Regions from separate parts of the Homo sapiens genome. Here region 1 is linked to region 2. A link is a loop called in an ENCODE intact Hi-C map of the cell type or tissue named here. Cell type or tissue: dorsolateral prefrontal cortex. All regions are shown on one strand. Each heading gives the region's core, and the rest is flanking DNA. Links, peaks and the distances in the headings are about the cores only. Region 1 holds the start of MFSD2A (MFSD2 lysolipid transporter A, lysophospholipid). Region 2 overlaps LOC105378669 (a long non-coding RNA gene).

Region 1 (2,904 bases), core at 95-2,594, 77 kb before region 2:
CTGCTCAGCAATGGCCAAGAGCTGTGTGCCCAGATGGGATCTGCTGGCGTATGAGGGAGCATGGTGTGACCATCCTGGGGCAGATAGACCTTATCTCTCCTCCCTGCAATCAGAGATTTAAAGAAAGGAAGAAGGAGGCTGACATTAAGGAGCACAGGAACCGGGTGGGTAGCCTTTGAGAGTTCCAGCAGCCCCTTCACTAATCAGAGAACTGGAAAGACCGGGGTGACATTGACATAAGGGACTCAGAGGTGGAACTAAAGACTGTTCTTTTCTGGCATCCGTGCCTGCCTTCTGTTCCAAACTAATGCCCTCCCATCTTCTTTTGAGGACCACATTTCTGGGCATTCTCTTTTTCAAAACTTTCCCTGTTTCAACCCTCAGTGCCTCTGGAGCCATGTATCTCCCAGGGCTTCTTGTTGGGAGACACATACACCCCATTCTGCCGTCTGTAATTTATGCTAAGAGGGATAGAGCAGGGCTGTTGAGAGCAACTGCTTTGGTATCGGACAAAACCTTTCAGGCCTGGCTCTGCTACATAACAGTTGCTTCACTTCTCCAAGTTTCCCCTTCCTGTGCTGTAAAATGGGGATAATAATAGTACCACCCTCACTTGGTGGTTTTTGAGGGCCGAAAGAGATCATATTAAGCATGGAGGAAGCTATCCATAAAAAGGCCACTGTTGTCATAGTGTACTAGCGGGCGTAGCCCCGGCTTCTCTCCACGACTTGGGAGCTCCCTTCTGGCAGGGGCAGCCACTGGATTGCCTCATCTTTCTCCCCATTGCCCGGATGCCAAGGGCAGGACGGGGGAATGGTGTGTCTTCGGGGATGAGAGAGAGGCATCAGGAGGGAAAGTGTCAGCGTACGTCCTCTAGGCTTGAAGAAGGAGAGAGGCCCTGACTCCAGATTTTAAAGTGGGCTTCAGAGCCCCTACCTTTCCTAGGCCTGGGGCTCAGAAGTCATGGGTGGTAGGCCCGACTCGGGGAGAGTCGGACCTTGGGGACCTCGGGGACCTCGGGCAGATCGGGGACCCCGGGCAGATCACTTTCAGCCTGGGGCCTCGGTTTCCTCGCGCGTGTCTGGGAGGTCTCGCGGCCTGCTTCTCGGATTGCTAGGAGCCAGCGCAGGCAGATGCCGGTTCCGGGGCTTGGAGAACGTGGCTCGGTGGCACAGAGCCGCCGGGCGAGGCGGGGGCAGGGAGGCGGGCGACGGGATTGGCTGGAGGCGGGGCAGCGGGGCTCGGGGATTGGCCGCAACCGAGAGGGCTGGGCAGAACTATAAGAGGCGCGGAGGGGGCGTGCAGCAGAGTGCGTTCCTCGTCTGCCAGCCGGCTTGGCTAGCGCGCGGCGGCCGTGGCTAAGGCTGCTACGAAGCGAGCTTGGGAGGAGCAGCGGCCTGCGGGGCAGAGGAGCATCCCGTCTACCAGGTCCCAAGCGGCGTGGCCCGCGGGTCATGGCCAAAGGAGAAGGCGCCGAGAGCGGCTCCGCGGCGGGGCTGCTACCCACCAGCATCCTCCAAAGCACTGAACGCCCGGCCCAGGTGAAGGTGAGGGCCCGGCACCCCGCGTGGAGGGCGAGGGGAGGGAGGAGGCGGAAATGGGGGATCAGGGGCGTCCCGGGGTCGGCCTGGTCAGGGGACCATTGGGATAGCCAGGGACAGGAAGCCTACGAGCCAGAGAGGACCTGGGGGTGCCCTGGGACAGGGGGTGACGGAGAAAAGCTGTGGGCGCCCTCGCCCCCCTTTGCTCACCCGCACTCCACGCTCTGCGGAGAGGCTCTGCCGGCAGCCCCATGTGATTCCCCGCTCTGCCTAGCCGGTTTCCATTCTTCCGTGTTGAGCGGCTGGGGCTTGCCGCCCCAAACCCCAGAGATGACCCCAGAAATCTGGGAAACTCCCCTTGGTTCCCCATCTCTCATCCCCTACCTCCCACTCCACCCACCTACTCTTGCGCCTCAACTCTGCTGTTAGGGCCGCTCAAGTTCATTCATAAGAACAAGAGCTCTGCTCTTAAAGGAGCCGCGTCCCTCAGGCATTTGTCTGAATGTGGATGTTCGCGCGGGAACGGTGCTTTGCGCATCGAGACCATCGACCACATCCCCAGCCCTGGGGACTTATTGAAGGACCAAATAAAATGAGGCGGCCCCCTAGGAAAGGATCTCAGGCAATAGATACCTTCGTGGGAGGTGACTGCCTTTTCCTTTTAATTTTATTAACTGATCTTTGGAAGGAGCTGGGTGAGCAATTATGCTGTTACTATGTATGAGTAATATCTACTTTCCCTGGGCAACCCAACCTCCCTAGTGCCCCACCCGGAGAGGGATCAGGCCTGAACCTGGAGGCCTTTCCTCCCGTCTCCAAGGTCCTCTAGGAGCTCAGGGGTGGAGGGCGATGGGTCGGGAAGCTGGAGAGTAGGACAGTTCCTGGGTCCGCCTGAAGCTCTGGCTGCCTATAGTGGTCAGGGATGCTCTGGGATAGGTGGAACAGCTGCGCCTGCAGCCAGCTGGGCCGGGCCCCCGTAGCTCTCTAGAGCTCTCACCAGGAGTAGGCAGGTGGATCCTGTCTCTGAGGCAGGGTGGGAGCCTGGGCTGGGCTCAGGCAGCTCTTGGCAGCAAGCGGATTTTCAGGTTGTGGCAGCTGGTGCCGGGTGGGGACAGGTCGGCTGCTGGAGCATGCTCCCCCTGAAACCTGGAAAGGAGCAGTGCCTGAGGCCTTGGGAGGAGTTCTTTAGGGATGGTGGGCTGATAAGTTTCCTTAGAATCTCCAGGAGGGAGGTGGCTTAGGGGCTACTTTCACACAAGTATGGATTCCCCTTTTCCATGTTCCTAAGAATGGAGAACACCTTTCTTTTGTATAAAGTGGGATCTCGGAGATCGAGACCATGCTGGCTAACATGGTGAAACCC
Region 2 (2,904 bases), core at 236-2,735:
GCCTGGCATGCAGTTAGATGCTTACTAAATATTTGCGGTCTTAGGGCACAGCGAGGGAAGACTTAAGTAGCACTGGACTTTGGCCACAGGCCAGAACTGTCTGTGACTACACCCACCCCCATGCTCCCCTAAGAAAACTTGTAAGAGTCAGGGGAAATGGAATTACTTTATGATTTCATGTACTGCCTATGGCAACATGATAACATATTCATTATAATTTTACTTATTAGAGTGAACAATTAGAAAAAAAATCCCTAGGGCTGGGCATGGTGGCTCACACCTGTAATCCCAGCACTTTGGGAGGCTGAGGCGAATGGCTCGCTTGAGGCCAAGAGTTCGAGAGCAGCCTGGCCAACATGGTGAAACCCCATCTCTATAAAACATACAAAAATTCGCCAGGCATGGTGGCATGTGCCTGTAATCCCAGCTGCTTGGGAAGCTGAGGCAGGAGAATCGTTTAAACCTGGGAGATGGAGGTTGTAGTGAGCCAAGATAGCACCACTGCACTCCAGCCTGGGTGAAAGAGCAAGACTCTGTCTCAATAATAATAATAATGTAGTGAATCCTTAATTTTCAAGTAAATACATTGCATGGGGCCCTGATACGTAAAATGCATTAAAATGAAGCCAGTCTAGTTAAATGGGGGATGGGACAGAACTTAATCTCTTGGGCCTCCCCAGCTTTTCCTTTCCCTTTCCTTTCCCCATTTTTCTTTCTTTCTTCCCCCACACCTTGAAGGCTTTCCAATCCCTATCTCTGTTCTCTCTTTTAAAGCCAGGGCATCATTTCTATCCCAAGTTTCCATGAGGTACTGCAAATACTTTGTTGTGTTGTTGCTGTTAAACTGGCTCAAGTTGGTTTTCTGTTACTTGTAATTTTATTTTGTTTTGTTTTGTTTTTGAGACAGGGTCTCACTCTGTCACCCAGGCTGGAGTGCAGTGGCATGATCTTGGCTTACTGCACTTCAACCTCCACCTCCCGGGTTCAAACAATTCCCCTCCCACCTCAGCCTCCCGAGTAGCTGGGACTACAGGTGCAAGCCACCATGCCTGGCTAATTTTTTGTATCTTTTGGTAGAGACAGGGTTTCACCTTGATGGCCAGGCTGGTCTCGAACTCCTGACCTCAAGTGATCCGCCAGCCTCAGCCTCCCAATGTGCTGGGATTACAGGCATGAGCCACCATGCCCAGCTTGTTACTTATAATTTAAAAAAAAAACCTTAAACAATACTGTTGCAGCTTATGATTCAGTTATGTAATAGAAAGAACACTGGCTCTGGACTCAGAAAACTCTGGTTTCAAATCTAGGTCCTGACTTTGAACAAGTTAATCATTTTCAACTTCAGTTTTCTAATCTGCAAAGGGGATAATCCTAGCTTTCACCATTAAAAGACAAAACACTAATATGTTAAAAGACCCATTATTGAGCAAGCTCTCAAGAAATGTTAAATAAGTAAGATTAAAGTCTTATTCAGAACCTCCCCTATCCGTCCAACTTGAAGGAATGAATAACTGAATTCAGTGCAGCCAAAATTAGCAAGGCTGCCATCTTGTGGTGACTCACTGGCACATTGTCCAATGTTATTGAGCGGAGTTGAAGCAAGATGTTCTAGAAACTAAAGCTACATAAAAGGATAGCAGACATACCAGAGAGGCATTGGAATAAAGATAATAACTAAGACTGGACTTTTAGGAACTGGCATATGCAGCAGAGAAGTCAGGGAAAGCGACAGAAAGAAGTGGCTGATGAAGGAGAAGCAAATAAATATATAATTGTGCAGTGTATCACTCCAGCCAGAGTTGACTTCCATACTGGAGTTGATAATTAACATGATCTTACTTCTTTTTTTTTTGAGATGGGGGTCTCACTATGTCACCCAGGCTGGGGTGCTGTAGTGTGATCTCGGCTCACTGCAACCTCTGCCTCCTGGGTTCAAGAGATTCTCCTGCCTCAGCCTCCCAAGTAGCTGGGATTACAGGCATGTGCTACCATGCCCAGCTAATTTTTGTATTTTTAGTAGAGATGGGGTTTTGCCATGTTGGCCTGGCTGGTCTCAAACTCCAGACCTCAGGTTATCCACCCACCTCGGGCTCCCAAAGTGCTAGGTTTACAGGAGTGAGCCACCTGTCCCAGCCAGATCTTACTTCTTTTTTCAAGACTTCAGAAGCCATTAACAAATCCAGCCGATACCATTATCCTTTTAATACCATTGCCCCCACGCCACAGCTCAACAGTGCTCCTTCTGGAGGCTCTAGGGGAAAATGTGGCCTTGGTCACATCACTGTGACCTCTGCTTTCATTGTAATATTGCTTCTTCTGAGCTTCGTCTGACTTCTGAGCTTTGTCTGACTTCTGAGCTTCTTGACTCTGACTTTCCTGTTTCCCTCTTTCCCTTACAAGGATCCATGTGATTACATTGGGCCTACCTGGATGGGCCTACCTGGATAATCTAGGATAATCTCCTCATCTCAAGATTCTTAATTTAACCACATTGCAAAGTCCCCTTTCCCATTTATGGTAAGATAGTCACAGGTCCCAAAGATTAGGATGTGCACACCTTTGGAGCACAATAGTTCTGCATACCACAGTGCATTTTTCTCAACTCTACATTCAGTGACATAACCTTGGTAGCTTGCAATTGATTGTAGTGAGAGTATTTACACCACAAAAGTTGCCAATTGCTACAAATCAGGGCTATCTCCCATGGACAGCCTGATGTTAAACTTAACCTGCACCGGTTATGATGGTTAGCTCAGGTAAATGGGTCTATTTTCAAGGTAAAAGAGAAATGTCACTATACAATAGCTTGTAGGATTATGCATATAACCCAAAGAATACTAGGGGTACCTCCTACTTCTTCTAAATCCGGTGCTAAAAATTAATGGAAAATTGTGAAAACATTAT

Evidence for each region. A loop is a pair of places that touch in the nucleus more often than their neighbours do. Peaks named below come from ENCODE experiments on the same cell type or tissue, not always from the same donor. Only the 100,000 strongest peaks of a DNase experiment are listed, where the experiment ranks them.
Region 1: a loop joins it to region 2, with 2.4 times the contacts of the local background. A loop is called at or near these places in 7 of 110 quality-filtered maps.

The regions. Positions count from the first base shown.
Region 1 is chr1:39,953,839-39,956,742 of GRCh38, forward strand. MFSD2A (MFSD2 lysolipid transporter A, lysophospholipid) reads left to right here and starts at 1,307. Exons shown (of 14, transcript NM_032793.5): 1 at 1,307-1,547. The coding sequence starts at 1,455. RefSeq lists a silencer at 1,129-1,258. In dorsolateral prefrontal cortex, for the core only: a CTCF peak has its summit at 1,161; DNase peaks (open chromatin) are centred at 1,253 and 2,027; H3K4me3 peaks cover 2,086 bases; H3K27ac peaks cover 2,500 bases.
Region 2 is chr1:40,030,925-40,033,828 of GRCh38, forward strand. All of the region lies in intron 2 of LOC105378669 (a long non-coding RNA gene), which reads right to left. Among named protein-coding and RNA genes, the nearest start is that of CAP1, 8.4 kb to the right of the region's middle. In dorsolateral prefrontal cortex, for the core only: CTCF peaks have their summits at 1,553 (motif pointing left) and 1,753; a DNase peak (open chromatin) is centred at 1,557.